Linked DNA regions of Homo sapiens: all the other regions are linked to region 3. Evidence: chromatin contacts called from ENCODE Hi-C or POLR2A ChIA-PET data. All regions are on one chromosome and are shown on one strand. Each heading gives the region's core, a stretch centred on a gene start or an enhancer-like site at or near the end of the contact. The rest is flanking DNA. Distances are from core to core; before and after follow the strand shown.

The links. Hi-C counts contacts between places; a loop is a spot of excess contacts on that map. ChIA-PET counts read pairs that join two places held with the same protein, here RNA polymerase II (POLR2A). Pooled maps may share reads with other maps.
Region 1: a loop to region 3 is called in a map of endothelial cell of umbilical vein, with 6 times the contacts of the local background. The contact joins the promoter of MYLK4 here to the promoter of LINC02521 in region 3. A Hi-C loop is called at or near these places in 6 of 168 maps with a recorded cell type or tissue (ascending aorta, endothelial cell of umbilical vein, gastrocnemius medialis and 2 more), 1 of 37 single-sample maps with no recorded cell type and 18 of 50 pooled maps. POLR2A ChIA-PET finds 5 or more read pairs at or near these places in 4 of 52 experiments (A673, B cell, activated CD4-positive, alpha-beta T cell and 1 more).
Region 2: a loop to region 3 is called in a map of ascending aorta, with 2.4 times the contacts of the local background. The contact joins the enhancer-like site here to the promoter of LINC02521 in region 3. A Hi-C loop is called at or near these places in 7 of 168 maps with a recorded cell type or tissue (PC-9, aorta, ascending aorta and 3 more) and 8 of 50 pooled maps. POLR2A ChIA-PET finds 5 or more read pairs at or near these places in 2 of 52 experiments (A673 and endothelial cell of umbilical vein).
Region 4: a map of mammary epithelial cell shows a loop between it and region 3 (8-fold over the local background). The contact joins the enhancer-like site here to the promoter of LINC02521 in region 3. A Hi-C loop is called at or near these places in 4 of 168 maps with a recorded cell type or tissue (Caco-2, PC-3, endothelial cell of umbilical vein and 1 more) and 4 of 50 pooled maps. POLR2A ChIA-PET finds 5 or more read pairs at or near these places in 2 of 52 experiments (Caco-2 and PC-9).

Annotation. Positions count from the first base shown.
Region 1 is chr6:2,748,373-2,752,874 of GRCh38, forward strand. It overlaps MYLK4 (myosin light chain kinase family member 4), which reads right to left and starts at 2,550. Exons shown (of 13, transcript NM_001012418.5): 1 at 2,364-2,550; 2 at 764-1,034. The coding sequence starts at 922. RefSeq lists a silencer at 4,123-4,417.
Region 2 is chr6:2,560,997-2,565,167 of GRCh38, forward strand. No RefSeq gene overlaps it. Among named protein-coding and RNA genes, the nearest start is that of LINC02521, 71 kb to the right of the region's middle. Within about 2 kb of position 2,720, at least 3 of the 41 ENCODE cell types and tissues checked have a DNase peak (open chromatin) inside an H3K27ac peak, as active enhancers do.
Region 3 is chr6:2,631,360-2,635,982 of GRCh38, forward strand. LINC02521 (long intergenic non-protein coding RNA 2521) reads left to right here and starts at 3,141. Exons shown (of 3, transcript NR_149119.1): 1 at 3,141-3,396. It overlaps LINC01600 (long intergenic non-protein coding RNA 1600), which reads right to left and starts at 3,244. Exons shown (of 3, transcript NR_131168.1): 1 at 3,206-3,244; 2 at 2,246-2,433.
Region 4 is chr6:2,521,222-2,525,911 of GRCh38, forward strand. No RefSeq gene overlaps it. Among named protein-coding and RNA genes, the nearest start is that of LINC02521, 110 kb to the right of the region's middle. Within about 2 kb of position 1,495, at least 3 of the 41 ENCODE cell types and tissues checked have a DNase peak (open chromatin) inside an H3K27ac peak, as active enhancers do; they include PC-3, endothelial cell of umbilical vein and mammary epithelial cell, where a contact is called at or near this core.

The DNA.
Region 1 (4,502 bases), core at 1,300-3,799, 120 kb after region 3:
TGGAATGAAGGCACGGGCAAAATGCTTGATGCTCCCACCGGGCAAGGAGCCAACGGATGATGGGCAGGAACTGACTGGGCCAAGGCAGGGGAGGTAATTGCTGCTGCCGCTAACACATATTAAATGCTGACTCTAGTGACAGATACTAGGCGGAGTGCTTTACAGACGTGATCACACTTAATTTTCACAATTGCTATTATCTCACTAATTCAGATGTGGCAAGCCCTTGGTTAAATTAATATTTTTCCCAAGAACGAGCAGCTGGAATGGGGCTCAGAACTCTCGTTCTGCACAGAGGAGGGTACAAGCCCCACCGTCGTGCCATCAGCAAGTCTTTCTTGTCCCTTCTCTGGACTTCACTATCAACAGCTCTGCTGTCTACCGCGTGAGGAACTCAAGATCTGAAGGAAAAAGGAGAAACTTCTTTCTGCAGAACAGTGTGCCTCTCAGAGCCCTTTTCTGAATTTCAAGCCCAAATCCATCATGCTAAAGGATTCTTCTTCATTTCTGCAAGCTGGCTGTATAACTCCTAAGCCACTAACTAAAAGTGAAGTCGACTGCTGGCAGAAATGCAGTTTCAAAGGCCTCCTAATTATTTACCAAACACAATTGTATAGTCGACACACACAATTCTCACTGAAGCAAAGTGGAATGATGCCTATTCATAAACTTTCCTTAATTGTACTCACAAGCGGCTCCATGACATTAGAAAAGATAAGATAGAATGAATACTTTTTAGGAGACTAAATTAGAACATGATTACCTCATTATGTCCAGATCTTGAATCCTGGTCCCCAGAATTTTTTTCCAGAAAACACTTCACTTTCTCCACCTCTTCCCTGCACTGAAAAAAGGCCATTTTCTCCAGCTGGTTGCTGTTATAACACGTGTTGAATTCTTCCAGCCTCTTCACTTTTAACATCTTAGTAGTGAGTCCGATTAAGCTACTTTCTGGAGTGTGGTTTTCGTCTCCCTCTGTCTCCGATTTATAAATCAGGACACAATTATGACTCTTCAGTGCTTCTTTCTCTTGACTGCAAAGAAAGGAAACACAAAAAGTTCTCATCACGTATTCATGCATTTGACTTCTTGAGAAAATGACCAGTGAGAATTTGGAAGTCCCTTCTGTTTAAACTGGAGAGAGGATCCAAAATCAGGAAAAGAAATACTAACATTCATATTGAGTTTCCAACATTGGAACTTTAAAAGGAAAAAAAATTTTTTCACTTTAAAACTACAAAAGCAAACAGTAAGAAGCAATGTCAAGATTCACTGGTGATGAAATATGCTCCTTATTGCACAAAACAAGCCGTAGATCAAGTGGCCAGCTTGGATGTAAATTATAAAGTATCTTTGGGTTTAATTGGAACCGCAGGTTTTGCAGCCCCGTGGGAAGGGCTTATCACAGAAGGGGTCTCTCTGCTTCCCCTGGCCTCCCTCTGCAGAGGGATCGCTCCCGAATGAGTCCTTTTCCAGAACTCTTCTCTACCTATGCCTTAAAATGTGTGGTGTTTATTTGTGAAAAGAAATTTATTTCCTTACAGTCTTCTCACGTGGACAGCACTCCCAGATACCTTTCCTTGCATCTGCATTAACAGCTATGTACCGAGAAGTTCAGAGTCTTTTCACTCTCCTTAAAATACTTTCCTCGCAAATGAAGTAATGCAGCATACATAATTCGCTTTGATACTAGAGACATATACGCATGTCTATATGTACACATCACTTGATTGCATAGAGAGGCAGGGAGAGGGAGAGACATTTGAATTTGTGCTAGTTCCGCATGGCTGACAACTGAGGCCCCCTGGTGGAGATTTTCCGAAAAGCGCCTCTTCGAGCATTTTCTCCGCTTAAAAACCGTATTGTGATTCTCATCAGAAAACTTAATATTTTGTTTTGTCAGTTCCTATAGTAAAATGATACTCTTGAGTTCCAAAGTGTTTAAAATTCACTGCTCTAACAAATTATACTTATCCACATAAAGAGCTTACATTCAAACAAATAAAAATGCAAATATTAATACTATCAACCAGAGCTCTACAGATATATTACAGATCATTCTTAGCATTCTTTCAAATTGCCCTGAAAAAATTATTAAAATAAGGAAACAAATGCATGGCTATTTCTAAGGCAAACTACGACTAAAATACTATGGTTAATTGCAGATGAAACTCAAGTTGGATCAGGAAGCCACACAAAATTAATGTATTAAAACAAAAGCTTAGGATTAAGATACAATAATTTTGCAAAGAAATATTAAACATTAAGCTCTACCTGAAGTTTGGTACAATTTGTTATTGAAGGTAACTTAGAAAAAAGGGGAGGAGATTTGAGAGGTTATAACAATAAACAAAGATAATTACCATTGATAGGATCACATCGAAGAGCTTGAGCCACTCCAAGTCTAGAGCATACATTCCAGAAGATAAAGAGAAATTTTGCAGAATTCAAACTGACTATGAAAGTCTCTGGTAAAAGTTTTGACTCTCAGTCGTATAAATCTTCTGAAAAGACAAGTGTCCACTACGAGAGGAAGTATCTTCTCTCTCAAATGCCACTTTCAGCCCCTGTTTAAATTAATATGGCTCTTGATCTCACGTTGCTCAGCTGTTGCCTTCTTAGTCAGATGGGGAAGAATATTAATTTTAGACACCAGGCTTTTCAAGGCCAATGGCTCCATTTCAGAGGTCAGGTAAGGAGAGGATGAACCGGGAACACTGGATGAAATATCACCTTCACCTTTCCCTCGTATCATTGTGTCAATACTCTCGGATTTACAAAGCTAGATTTGTCCTCGGCAATCATCTGCCTGGACCTTCTGCCCCTTTCAGACTCAGGATTATTTAAGTGCTCATTAAATTTCCCCCAGTAGGGAAAATGCCAGGTGTGGCAACCCCACAGCCACCTCTGTTTGCCCATCTTACGCTTTGAGCATATCCAACTGCAATATAGAAGATCTTCTGAAAGCAGTTAGCAAGTTTGTTTTATTTTTCTCAGTTCTTAAAGATGTTTGCAAAGTCTCCAACCATTTCTAGCTCTAGGGAAAGGTCAAAGGCACAGGCATCCAGGAAACAGGAATAAATTTTTCATAAATTCTCCTTAAGCAACACTAGGACTTCATCCGTAGTTTTCTGCACAGACCAAGAAAGGGGAATTTCAACCCACCTGCCCGACTCTCACAGTAGTGCATCCCTAGATTCACTGAAGTGGCATAAAACTTTGATTGCCCAGAGGCTGGACTTTGCAGTCTTGAAAACCCTGCAATTTTTCAGGGCCTGGCCAATTGTCACCTCTTATTTGGAGCCTGTGTTAGCCCCTCTATGCCCCATTCTAACACCAGCCTCTGCTGCTCTTCTGCTTCTTTTAAAAAAAAAACCTTATTTTTAATTCAGATCGATGCATTCCATGTGAAATAAAAATACATATTTTTCCATTTTATGTAGTATTAATGAATTACAGCAAAATCTTTTTTAAAACACAAAACGCTTGTTATTTTTCAGATTGGAGAGCTTTGTTCTTCAGCAAAAGTAATGAAGTGGAACTATAAATTTGTGGAGATAAATTATCTGACAAAAGTATTATACAAAGACTAAGCTGGTTTGAGGTTACCAATTTTGTTAGTATAATTAAATTGTGTAGAAGTACTGATAAGGCAACAAATGCCCTGCCAGAGGCAAGATGTGTGTGGGCTGCTGCTGATCCAACCACATCCTCCACCCGGACCACCACCACGCAAAAGCAGACTTCCTATCTCGTTGGCTCCAGCAAACCAACCACAGGCTTGAGTGAGCCAGAGGCCAGGAGAATCTGCTCCTTAGCTTATTTTTTTGTAATAAACTTTTCCTTTTAGAGTAGTTTTACATCTACAGAAAAGGTGCAAAGGTAGTTCAGAGTTCCCCTTGCCCTGCACCCCGAATCCTCTGTTTTTAACATCTTACGTTGGTATGGTATACTTGTCACAATTAATGAACCATGGTGAACGTTATTATTAACTAAACTCAATACTTTATTGTTGCTGGGTTTTTTTTTTCCCCAAATGCCCCTTTTCTGTTCCAGAATCCCATGCAGGATTCCACAGTACATTTAGAATCAGTAGGATTTATGATAGATTGGGTATGGGGTATGAAAGAAAGATGGTAGACACCTTTGCATATTTTCTTCTGAGCACTTGAAAGACAGAGTGAACATTAACTGAGATGGAGACGGCTGTGGGAAGGGCAACTCTGGAGGGAAAGGTCAGGCATGAAGTCTTTGGCAAGTCCATTAAACGTTCAAGTTGAATAGGCTGTGGAGATAGAAACTGGAGTTCCGGGGAGGGGTGTAGGCTGGAGATAAGAATTTGGAAGGCATCCACATATAGACATTTCCATGCACAATATACATTCAATACATATTTGATTAATGACTAGATAGAATGATCTTTAATTGTGTCTACTTGCCCTAAAAAGCAAGTCAATTAAAATAATCCATGCTAAAAGTGACTGATTGTCTGGTTCTGCTGC
Region 2 (4,171 bases), core at 1,470-3,969, 71 kb before region 3:
AGGAAGTGTGGAAAATAAAGACAGCCTCTGCCTCGGGATGAATGCTGGATTCTTCTGTGACTTGGCCCACGCTGGCCTTCAGCAGACAGAGTGCAGCACGATTCTGGGCTTGCTCTGTAACAAACGGACCACACAAAACAAAGAAGGGCAGTGCTGTGACTGAACACTGTTGCTGTTGATAAGCTCTCCGGGGTACGATTTCAAGGAGGCAGTTAATGGCCTCACTACAAAAGAGTCCCAGGGGTCCCTAAAGCTTGACCCCAAAACTTGAACTCTACCTGAACTGATTTTTTTCTTTTTCTTTCTCCTGTTTTGAGGTTTGAAAACATTTAATCAACTCCCCTCCCAGGACATTTGATTTCTGTGCACTCCTGCACTTCTGGGCTCCATCTGGGGGAAGAAGTGCCAAAACCACCATTCGAAAGGCTGCCCCGAGGTATTTTCAGTCGGACTGGAAGCAGCAGGTAACGGAAATCTTATGAGACAGTTTGTTCTCAGGAGGTTTTTCTGTCCAGTTTTGCTGACCAAAGCATTCCCCGGGTTCAGATAAACCTTGAATTAGCAAGTGCACTTTGAAACACTGTTTGGTGGTTCTAATTGCAATAAAAGTGCTTGAAAGCTCTACCCCATACCCTTGCATTTGGCCATCCCTGGTTTTGTCCTATGACATAAGTGCTTCCTGGGCTCCCTAAAGTTTTTAGCTTCCCTTCCAGAAACTCTTGACATTTGGTTGAGTAGATCCTCTCAATGCTTCCAATTCAGTCAACAAACACTTATGGAGCAACGACAGTATTCCCGCCGTATGCTTAGAGCTCGGAATGGAGCCTCATATGCCTGAATTCAAGGGACTCAATCTAGCACAAAGGCAGACACACTCTCATGGGAGCTTATAAGTAACATTAACAGCTCAGATTAAGTACAGTGGAAGTACAGAGAGGTAGTGGAGATGTACAAGGAGTTAATTATTGTTTATTTTTCAAGGGACTCAATCTAGCACAAAGGCAGACACACTCTCATGGGAGCTTATAAGTAACATTAACAGCTCGATTAAGTGCAATGGAAGTACAGAGAGGTAGTGGAGATGCACGAGGAGTTAATAATTGTTTATTTTTACAATAATGGATTACAAAGTTCTTTCCCCAAAATGCCAGTTGTTTTAGAGAGTAATTTGTTTTGTTTTCTTTAATGATCTAAATTGATAAACCAGGGAATGGTAGGTAGGTTTCAATGCCGAGTTCATTGAATGGATTGGTGTGTCTCTGCAGAACACCTTGCTGAGGAAGATTCTGAGGTTGTGTTTGGTTTTAACAGGATATGGTGCTGTGATTAGTTGGTTGTCATTGATGCCTTGTGTGGAGGGAGGAACAGCATGCATGCCACAAACGTGCCTAGTCTGGAGTGGATATAGCCCAAGGATGAATCATTAATGCAGAGTTAAAACAGAGCTCAATGCATGGACTTCCTCAGCCCCAACTGTGAACTACAGCAGAATCCCCTTGTGCCAGGGCTCCATCTTACATTGATTTGTGTACCGTGTAGTTCAAAGGCTAGTTCCTGAAATACTAAAAATGCTTAGAGGAAAAGTCAGAGATAATAATACATTAGAACATTGAAGTCCATGTAGACCCCCCAACCTGTGATTTATAAAGGGTCTCTACTGCATTTAGATATTCCATCCCAAGAAACAATAAAAATAAAACCTTCCCACCACTTTGCTATAAGGCTTTGAAAATGACCTATGGCCTATCAGCAGGTATAGACTTTAGGGGATTATCTTCAAACTGTGGATTTACCAAACAAGAAGTGGGAATTTTTGAGTAGAAATTACAGTATCTGCCTAGAGGTGTGGCATATGTGTGCTTGTTGGGAAATGGAATTCCCAGTTAATCCTGGAAGACCGGAGGCCCAGCCAGGCCATCCTGACAGCTGGTTGCCAGGCAGCCTCTGGTGATGATGTACAAGAACATACTTATCACCCCAGGGCTCTGGGGGAAAGTGAGATACCATGACTAGAGTGCTATAAAGCTGTCTGGCTATTTGGGAGTATTATTCTTATTAAATTAAAGTTCTATTAAAAGGAAACATGTTACTATTTAGATTTCTGTCTGCTTGGCAGCGTTTGCTTCATAAATCTTGCAGGAGAAAATTGGCCCACTGGAACTGGATGTTGGATATAGCATTTCTTCAACATCAAGAAAATGGCCACACATTTTTTTAATTGTTTCCCTTGCAAATAATTTTTAAATAGTCTTACAAAAATGTTTTTCTTGCTTCACTCCCCAGTGAGTTAAAAATGCACACCGACATTGCCAGTTGGCATAATGTGTTGTGATTCCAGCAGACAGCAATGGGAATGTATGAAGTGATGGTTGAGGTGAAGGACAGCGGAACTGCTTTTTCTTGCAGCATGCAGTATGCAAAATGATCCTTTTTATTTTTAACTAATTCCTTAAAGCAAAAGCTCTTCCCACCCACGAGTGTTGCCTAATTGGGGGACATGGAAAATGAATGAAGAAACAATCCTCAAACAAGGAGTGTTTGCTGCTCCCATTTCAGCACTAATTAATTACTGTTGTCAGTAAACTGAAAGTGTTCATGGAATTACATTTTCCAGAGCCTTCACCTGGATCTAAAGCTGGATTTGAGGTATGTTGCTCCAGGCTTCAAACGGTGGTGGGGCACAATCACAGGCCATGGGAGCTCCAGATCCACAGCCCTTTGGTGTAAAGGACGATGTGTGTCAGTGTTTGCTTGTGGTTCTGAAATGAGACGCTTTCCTACTTCAATTACATTGTGGTGGCTCAAGCATTACAAGATAAGCCTCAAATAGGAGTGTAGCCTTACCAGAAACGAAAGTATGTGTTTGAGTTTCCAGATTCAATAGTCATATGTTGACACTTTGAACTACGAGCTGTTCCATGTTTGGGGCTTGATAGGCAGAAACTGAAAGAGGCAGAGATTTGGTTCTGAAACACTCCCAACTCCCTCGTAGCCATTTTCTGTTTGTTTTCTTTAAGCCCTGGTCCTCTGCTTTGCCACCTGTAAACCATTCTTTTCCCCACCTTTAAGCCATTCTGTGCTCCAGTCCATAGGGGTGTAGTCCCACAGTAAAAGGTATTGGATGGGGAGTTCTTTCATTCATTGATTTATTCCACAAATACATGAGTAGCTCTTGGATGCTGGGCTCTGTGCTAGGCATTAGGGATGCACACCAATACGGCCCCATTCCCTTGCTGTGCAGAGGAAGAGAGAAACATTAATCAAATGATCACAAGAAAGAATTTGTCATTAAAACTGCAATAAGCATTGTACCATGAAGTAGAGTCATTATCATAGCATATCACTGGGGCGAGGGGCGGGGGGAGGCACATTGCTTGGTTGAAGGAAATGGGTAAAGGGTTAGGAAGTCAGGGAAAACTCTGCTTTAATGATGCTTGGGCCAGTATCAAACAGCAACTAGATGGCTTGAGAAAGGTGGAGCGTTTCCTCATGAGTGGGCTTTGCTGGGTCAGAGGGAGTTCCCAGGATATGGGACTTTCAGTATTGAAAGCAGGACAGTCCCAGGCAAACCTACACATAAGGTTACAGAGCCTGAAAAGACCCCATCACAGAAGGGGGCACGGAGCATTTGAGGAATTGCTAGAGTTGCTGAAAAAACCTGGCAGTACCCAGCCCCAGCTGAGATCCAGTGAGAGACAAGGGGCCAAGTCATGTAGGGCCTTAAAAGTCATCCTCAGGTCTCTATCCTAACAGCAATGGAAAGTGTTTTTTTGTTGCTGTTGCCTTTTTTTTTGAGATGGAGTCTCACCCTGTCACCAGGCTGCAGTGCAGTGGCGCGATTGTGGCTCACTGCAACCTCCACCTCCCGGGTTCAAGCAATTCTTCCTGCCTCAGCCTCCTGAGTAGCTGAGACTACAGGCGCACACCACCACACCCGGTTAATTTTTGTATTTTGAGTAGAGACAGGGTTTCACCATGTTGGCCATGATGGTCTCGATCTCCTCACCTGTCTTGGCCCCCCAAAGTGTTGGGATTACAGGCGTGAGCCACCATGCCTGGCCTGCAAAGTGTTTTAAGCAAATAAATGACAAGATCAGATTTGCCTTTCAAAAAGTTCACCCTAGCTAGAATATGGAGGCCATTACCACACAAAATGCAGACATCTTTTCTT
Region 3 (4,623 bases), core at 1,891-4,390:
AAGTCCTGCTGACCGGAAGGAACGTCACAAACATCTCCTGCCCACAGGTGAAGGAGGCCTGGGGAAGATGGAGGAGGCGGCCCATCTCTAGGCACCTTCCACGGAACACTGGCCCCCACACGCCAACCGTGCAACAGCCCCGTCCTGGCAGCTGATCCCTTAGCTGTCCGGGAATTCCAAGCACATCTTTGGAAGAGCTAGTTGGGTCCTTTCTGGGGGCATGGAAAGGAGGACCAAGGTCTTATCTGACTGAGGTGAGGAGCAGACACCACGGGGAGTAGGGAAAGAGAAAACTGCAGCCCAGAAGGCGCTTCCTTTACAGAATCCCGAGGCCAACTCAGGCAAATGTCAAGAGCAGGAAAAGCCACCAACTTCAATTCAATTAAATGCATAGGACCGACTTTCAAGAAGGAATAATCTGGGTATTGACAAGCTTGAATTCAAGTTAATGCAAGAGAGAGAGGTCTTGAAGGACATTCATTAAACTGTTCCTGGTTATCCCTGGACGGCGGCAGTTGGGGTGATGTTCACGTTTATTTTACAAAAGCAATTAAGCTACTTTGAATAAAGGAGGAAAAGGAAACATGAAAGAAGTACCCAAGTTCTGAGTCAGAGATCTGACTTCAAATCCCAATTCCACCACCACCAGCTGTGACCATGAGTGGTCCCAGCATTAATGAGGGCCTCAGTTTCTGCATCTGCGGAACGGGAATAACAGTATCTACCTCCTAGGATTATCAAAGCTTAAAGTGGATAATTTAGGATATGCCAAACATCTGGAATCGGGCTCAAAAAGTGGTAAAGAATTTTGAAGATATTTTTCTTTAACACTCCAAAACAACTTTCAGGGAAAGTCATTTTTCATGGAAGGTGCTGACTTTATTGGAGACTGACCATCTCCTCATCACAGTCTACTCCAGAAAAATCAGAGGGAGGTGGGGAATGTTGTACCCAACTTTCTAATGTCTCTAAGACGTGGGTGGCAAGGGTAGGCTGTTAGCACTCCAGAATAACGTTGCTATGCACCCATTCAGGGCTTAGCCTCACAGCCAAACTGAGATCCAGACCCCAGAGAAGCCGCGTGAATCAACAGCAACTCTGCAGCCCCCGACCCCAGCCCTGGCGTCCCACTCACTGAGGCTCTGGCCAGGTGGCGGTGACTCAAACCTTCTCCATTTTAACTTGGCATCTCAGAGCTTCTGGACAGAGTCCACAAATACATGAGACAAAAATAGGCCAGCATACCCTCCCTTGCCAGGCCCTCATTGTTGAGGGATGAGATGAGGGCTGGGCAAGCGGTTACACAGCCGAAACCAGGGCCCTAGAACCCAGCTCTGCCAGCATGGGCGCCCCACAGCTCTGCCCACAGCGTCTGCTCTTTATTCTTGGTTTCTCCTCTCCTTCTCTTCCACTTCCCATTCTTTGTGATCCATCTTTTTCCAAAAGTTGACAGGTTGGCTGGAGACAATTCCCCCTGCCAGCTTTTCTGTCTTTTCCACCTTTAGTTTAAGTTGTCCATGAGGGCTGGTGATCCATTTTCGGTCCTCCATACCTTCCTGGGCAATCCCTCTGGGCCCTCACACCTCCACGCCCTCCACCCTCCCAGCTCCTTCCTCCCGGGGCCTCGAGCTTTTCCCTTTTTTCATCCTCTGTGCACTGTTTCACCCCGACATGTATGTTATTGTTTGACTGTGGCATCAGCCATTCTTGGAGACTTTTCCCAGGGCTTGCAATTTTGTAGCAGAGAGAGATTTTCTATCTAAAGCAAAATGCTGGTCTTGTTTAAATAAATAATAAGATAAAAGAATCAGGCACTGTAGGGGTATTTGGCCCACAGCCATCCTGTCTCAGCAGGGTCCTTTTCATTGAGGGAAGCATTTTTCATATCCATAATTTGCCCCTTTCTCTAACCCAGGGTGCACGCTGCCGTGGCCCTTGGTGACAATGTCCCCTGTGGCCTTCCTCCAAAGCTTGCTCCAGCAAGCTCTGACATGGTGTCCTCCCTCCCCTTCTGGGCTGCGGCTTCTCCAACCTCCCCCAGCTCCTGCAGACAGAGGAGAAACAGCAAGTCACAAGATAAGACAAAGACCCTCTAGGCCAGGCCACTCCTCGCTGCCACTCTGGGACAGCAAGGCAAAACGCAGACGGCCCCAGCTCTGGACGCCTCTCCTCCTCTGGACCCTAACCCTAACCCTAAGCCACTGGAACACTCACGGGAGAAAGCTGGACCTGCTTTGAGGCTCACCTCCCTGCATGCACATCCATCCGGCTTCTCTCAAGAAGCAACCTGGTGTCTGAGAGCCGTTGAGTCTTCATCCCAGCTCTGGTATTTCTCTCATGTGGCCACATAACCTTGAATGTCTGACCTTCAATTTCTTCATCTGTACAGTGGTGAAGATGATCCCCACTTTGCTAGGTTGTTGTGAGCATTACCTAAAAGAAAATAGGTGCTATGGCGGCATGTTTGTTGAGCTAGGAGGACTCGGAACAAAATTAGCTTCTGCACCGGCTGTGCTGGAGCCAGGCAGGCCGCTCCGGTGTGGCCCTGTTTTTCCTGGTTTGTGTCCCAGGAACCTGCCAACCCTCATTGTCCCGGATTTTCCCTTTGACTCCAAAAGCCGTGTCTTTCTTATCAAGCCTCTTTATTTTTGTTATTATCCCGTCAACATACTCCCCTCTGATTCGCCCCCACTAATGACTCGCGCCCTTTCCAAAGTCCCAGCACACCGCGCTTATAATCTCTTTCAGCTGTCCTTAAAAAGGTTCTATTTGTCCCCTCCGCCCCGCTCAGGGGCGCCCGGACTCTGGGGCCCGGCCTTCGCGGGCTCCCGGGTTCCTCCCATCGCTTCCCTCACAGTCCTGGCCGCAGGGCAGCGGGTTTCGCACGGGAGGGAAGGTTTGGATGGCTAACGCCCAGGGTTGGTCTTCCCTGTGTCTTTTATGGGAACACGTTCCTGCCTGCGCCCCACGGGACAGAGCCGTTTTCCCGCCCCGCCACGCCGCGCCCGCAGGCCCCGCTGCCCGCAGCCTCTTCCCGACGCCCCAGGCCGTGCGCCCCCCCGAACCGGGCCCACCGCGTGCTGTGCGGGGCTTCCGCGCCTGCGCACGAACGCTTCTGCGAGCTTTCTCGGAAGCAGCTGGGGGGCGGGGAATCTGCTGAGGAACGGCGCTTTATAAATCAAAAGATAATAATAACAGAGCTTACGGTGAGCACCGGAGGCTGGAAACGGGGTGGCATCCGCTCGGGGCGGGGCGGCGTCGCCAGCGAATGACAACACTGCCCCCTGGTGGCCGATGCGGCCAGGCCCGAGAGAGCGCAGGCCGGGTGCGAGCCAGGCTTCCTCACCACGCGGCTTCCCCACTCATCCCATAGAAACCGTAACTGAGCAAATGACGGTAAGTCCCCAGGAAGCGTTAAGGCCAGGAAGCAGCACAGGAGAAAAACCCGAATCCCATTTTTTTAGAGTAGGGATTTATTTGTTGTCCCCAGATAGCAAGCTGAATTTCTGAATAGTTCAGAGCTCACAAAAGAAGCCAAGACCTTTCAGGGCATTTTATAATGTTGCTTTTTATAAACAAAATATTGAAACCACTACTATCACTGTCACTGGGGGATTACTGTTGAGCAGAAATGCTTGTGAAACTCCCAAAAGAAAGGGTCGTTTGTGCTTCTTTGGCATTAAGTAAAAATGTCCTGTTTGGTGTGTACACGTTTTCATATTTAATTATTCACACTGTGCACTTTATATATAAACTCAGCACTTAGGTTCTCTGTGAGCCAGAAACCTGGCTTCTGTGCTCATCCATAGACCCAGTGAGAGTGTAGAAGCCAAGCCTGGTGGAGCCTGTGTCTACCAGGGCATTGCAGTAAAGCTTCTACCACTCACTGTAAATACCTCCCATCGAGGCTGAGGAAAAGTTGTAGCATACTTGGAAATTGGGGTGGAGTATTGTCATCCAAAAAGGCATATTTCTTTTGGTGTTTTCCATACCCGGCTGTGTCATTGTGAAGCCTCAGCTCTCCCAATCTCCCCATAAACTGGAGGAATCCTAGTGTTTCCTGTCCTGCCACATTATGTGTGGGGAAGATTTTTTTTTTTTTTTTTGAGACAGAGTTTCACTCTTGTTACCCAGGCTGGAGTGCAATGGCGCGACCTTGGCTCACTGCAACCTCTGCTTCCTGGGTTCAAGCGATTCTTCTGCCTCAGCCTCTGGAGTACGGAGCTGGGATTACAGGCACCCGCCACCATGCCCGACTATTTTTTGTATTTTTTAGTAGAGACCGGGTTTCACCATGTTGGCCAGGCTGGTCTCAAACTCCTGACCTCAGGTGATCCACCCGCCTCGGCCTCCCAAAATGCAGAAAGAGTCTTAAGATGGATTTTTAGTAAGTACTTCAAGCGGCTTTATGAAAGCTACCGTCAGTAAAGTAGAAAACTATATATGCACATATTTAGATATGGAGCTCCCACGGAGGAAGTGCTCTGACAGGTCAAATCTGCCCCCAAAATAAGTTGATAGAACTTCAAGGAAGCATGAAAGCGGCCTTGCTGTGCATTTCATTTTATGGAGCGTAAGTGCCTAATAAATGAATGTGTGGGTCTGAAGAAAGTGATATTTTCT
Region 4 (4,690 bases), core at 245-2,744, 110 kb before region 3:
CCCCGTCTCTACTAAAAATACAAAATTAGCTGGGCCTGGTGGCACATGCCTGTAATCCCAGCTACTACGGAGGCTGAGACAGGAGAATCACTTGAACCCGGGAGGCAGAGGTTGTGGTGAGCCAAGATCGCACCATTGCACTCCAACCTGGGCAACAAGAGCAAAACTCCGTCTCAAAGAAAAAAAAGAAATTACTTCTTTCTGTTTTCCTTACATTCATTCTGTTATTTTTCCTCAAGCTCCTAAAATGCAGGCTTAATGTACTTGCCTTCCATATTTTATTTTTAACAATATGAACATCTAAAGCTACTGTTTTTCTCTGAACGCTGCTTTACTGGCACCCCATAGGCTTATATATATATTGTTCTAATTATCATTATTTTCTAAATATTCTGCAATTTTGATGTTGATTTTGATTTTTCATTGACAGAAGAATTAAAAAAGAGTTTTCAAAATATTTTAGTGGTGGTTTTACTTTATTTATTTATTTTTTGGGATGGAGTCTCGCTCTGTCACCCAGGCTGGAGTGCAGTGGCATGATCTCGGCTCACTCCAGCCTCTGCCTCCCAGGTTCAAGTGATTCTTCTGCCTCAGCCTCCCAAGTAGCTGGAATTGCAGGCATGTGCCACCACGTCTGGCTAATTTTTGTATTTTTAGTAAAGACACGGTTTCACCATGTTGGTCAGGCTGGTCTTGAACTCCTGACCTCAGGCGATCCACCCACCTCGGCCTCCCAAAGTACTGGGATTACAGGTGTGAGCTGCTGCACCCGGCCCTGTTTATTTGTTCTCTAGTTTCTAATTTTATTATTGACTTCTTATTTTATTGAATTATGATAAAAATGTTTGTACATTTTAACTTAAAAACAATTGATGTTTTCTCTCTGCCTGACTTAGTCCATTTTTATGACTATTACTGGATCATTTGGGAAAAGGATTCGTTCATTCTCTAATTTGAGAGTATAGCATCTGACATATAGCAATTAGATCCGTTTCATTACTGGTTTAGGTCTTGTTTTTTTACATTGTATGTGTGCACATGTGCTTGATCTAACATGAACTGAGTTTCCTATTGTCGGTGAATTTCTGCATATTTCTTCTTGCATTTCCTGTGGGTTTTACTCCATCAGTGTTGGTGCTGTGCTGTACGGCGCAAATTCATAACAATTATATCACTATTGGGGATTGCAAACTCCAGCATTTTAAAGTGTGTGTCTTTGTGAATTCTATGATCCTACCACTTAAAGCACATGTGTTTGAGGGCATATTTTTATAGCACAGCTGTTCTGAAAACACAAACCAACCAAGGCCAAGGAAAGACAAGAGCCTGATTCTTTTAAATTTATGATGATAACACTAAAATTCCTTCTACAAAGCGAGCTTCCCGGCCTCAGAAAATGGCTTCAGTTCAAGTAGTAGGATCTTTCACAAAAAAATTCTCTGTCTACACATATTTGAACCTTTCTGACCAACAGCAACAACAAAAAACATAACACAACAATGTAAAGAGCACATTACTCATGACTAATCATCTAACCACAGAGGGAACTTCACTTCCTTCCTTCTTCACCACGTCCCCTTTTCCTCCCCAACCTCGCCCCCCTCTACCTTCTCTCTTGCTGTCTCCTGACGTGTATCCCTTGAATAAATGTGCTTTTTCCAAAGAAGATCGCTCCTGGCTCCTGCTCTCTCGCAGCTACTGACCAGTTGAACTCAGGGCGCTGGGTCCACTGGTGATTATGTGTGGGCTCCCACAGGTGACAAAAAGCCCATCTGGACTGCAGGGTCTTTAAACCCCAACGCTTCACACGTTCAACTTCTCACCCTTGAGAGTCTGTCACTTAGAGTTTTATTTTTCTACTCCCACTCTGTGCCACTCTATCCTGTAGACTCATTTTACAAAAGCAGCAAAATCTAAGTCTGACAGGTAATCCCATCTCTCCAGATTAGATGAGCTGGAAGCAACTTCTTGGCCCTGACATGTTGTGCAGAGGCACACAGCCAACCTTTGAAAGAACAAATGGGGGAAATTTGGAAATAGAGAAAGAGTGATGTCTCATGACTGTTACTATGATTTAGATTAACACATCTTTGGCCTGGGCCCCGGAAGTTGGATTTTCTTACAAGGTGGACATGTATCAACACAGAGCCTGCAGAACACGTAACTGTACAAGGCATACAGTGACCAGGAAGGGCAAAGACTCGCTAGTAGGCAACACTTTATCCTAGGGCACATAAGTATCAGAGAAAGAGGACAGAGCAGTCCTGGAGTCTTTCAAGTTGGGTCAGATCACCATAGATTTTGAACAAAATTAGTATCTTGGAGTTTATGATGACTGGGTTATGAATGCACCTATTAGGAAAATAGCCTATAATTTTTAGAAACCAGAAGCAATTGACGATTATGGATGTTTTAGTATTTTATTATGAGATATTACCTATTGGAATTTTTTGTTTGGGGAATTTTAGCAAGATATTAAATCAAGAATAGATAAACATCCAGATTATTGGAAAACCTTGGTGATGTAATTTCAGGGTCACTTTGCTACGTTAACTCATGGAGCATCATCACAGTACTACCAGAAGCAGGGAGCTGGGCAAGGTCCTGCTTGTTTACTTGCCTAAGCATAATGGCTGAATTTTGGAAATGATGAACAAGTAAGCTTGAAATCAATCCCCAGTGACCTTCGAAAACATATCACTAAATTAATATTCACCAGTAGATATCACGCATGAAAGAACAGACACATCATTTCTGTTTCTGATGGGGTTGCAATGACAAACTTATAGATGGGAACAAAGAGCTAGCCCTTCACCTCAGAATTGCTGCAAAAACATCAAAACATTCTCATTTGATAGCTGTCAAAGACCAAGCTAAATGAAGATATAGACAGGTGGTTTCAAAGTTTGTTAAATATCTTTGCTAAATAATATTAGCAATGGCCCTTGTCAACTGGAAGAGATGCCCTAACCCACCACCTAACTGCCTGCCAAAAATGGGGAACCAACAGTGTAAACAGATTAAAAGTGCAGGTTCTGGAATGTGATGACCTGGATTTTGAACCACATGCTTTCTGCTTTGGCCTTGAAATGTTATTTTACTCCTTCCTCCTGCAGTGCCCTCTGCTGACAGAGCTGAGCATTGTGTCAGGAGAATATCAACAGGGACCAGCTCCAGCATTGCAAGACAGGCAAAGAAGAGTGTGTTTGGAGCCAAAGTGACACCTGCCACAAGCTGGGCACTGCTGTCTATAGGACCTCATACTCCACTGTAAGGACTTTTACAAGAGCAAGAGGGCTTCGAGCAGAAGAATGACACAACCTTATTCATACTTTCAGCAGGATGATTCTGGTTCCCGAGCTGAGAATGGACCAGAGGAAGGCAAGGTGGAAGCTGGTGAGGAGGCTGTTGTGTTAATATTGCAATAAGAATTTAGCAGGCTGTTTAGCATTTATGTAATAAAGATATTCCTATGGGACTGTTACGATATCTTACCTAACCATCACTGCTAACTCTAAGTCTAAATAAGAAATAAGTATTTTTTAAAGAACATTAAAAAAATCAATCACCACAAAATACATGCCGACTTTCATAGTAGGTGATTATGATTATATTGCAATATAAACTCAAAGTAAACCAAATCAAACAGACATTTGGTGTTTTGATTTTTTTGGCAAAGTGATTTCTTAACATCTCTATTTTGAAAATTATTGAATCTTTTTGATTAGTAATACATTCACATCGTTTTCAAAATAAAACAAAGATATGCAAAAGTATTCAGTAAAAAGTCTTTCTTCTGCCTTTATCCACTATGTGTCCTGTTCCCATAAAACTTTTGTTTGCCAGTGGTTTGGATAAAGAAAATGTGGTACAGGCCGGGTGTGGTGGCTCATGCCTGTAATCCCAGCACTTTGGGAGGCTAAGGCAGGCAGATCACTTAAGGTCAGGAGTTTGAGACCAGCCTGGCCGACATGGTGAAACCCCAACTCTTCTGAAAACACAAAAATTAGCTGGACATGGTGGCAGATGCCTGTAATCCCAGCTACTAGGAAGGCTGAGGCACAAGAATCAATTGAACCTGGGATGCAGAGATTGCGGTGAGCCAAGATTGAGCCACTACACTCCAGTCTGGGCGATAGAGCAAGACTCAATCTCAAGAAAAAAAAAAAAGAAAGAAAATATGGTACATGCACACCATGGAATGCTATGCAGCCATAAAAAAGAATGAGATCATGTACTTTGCAGTATCATGGAAGCAGTGGAGGCCATATCCTAAGCAAATTAATGCAGAAACAGAAAACCAAATATAGCATATCCTCACTTATATGTGGGAGCTAAACGTGGGGTTAATAAATACTGGCAATTCCAAAAGAGGGGATGAAAGGAGGGGAAGGGTTGGAAAACTACCTATTGAGTACTATGTTCACTACTTGGGTGACTGAATCATGAGTCCAAATCTCAGAATCAAACAATATGCCCTTGTAACAAACCTGCACATGTACCCCCTGAATCTAAATTTAAAAATAAAAACTTTTAATTTTTTTTGTATCTCTTTCCAGAGTTTTTAAGCATAAGTGTTAGCAAACACAAATATATATTATTATCTCCCCTTTCGGTTTTACGCAAAAGGAACATACTATGCACATACTTTTCTTCACCTTGCTTCTTCACAAAATTTTGTATCTGGATA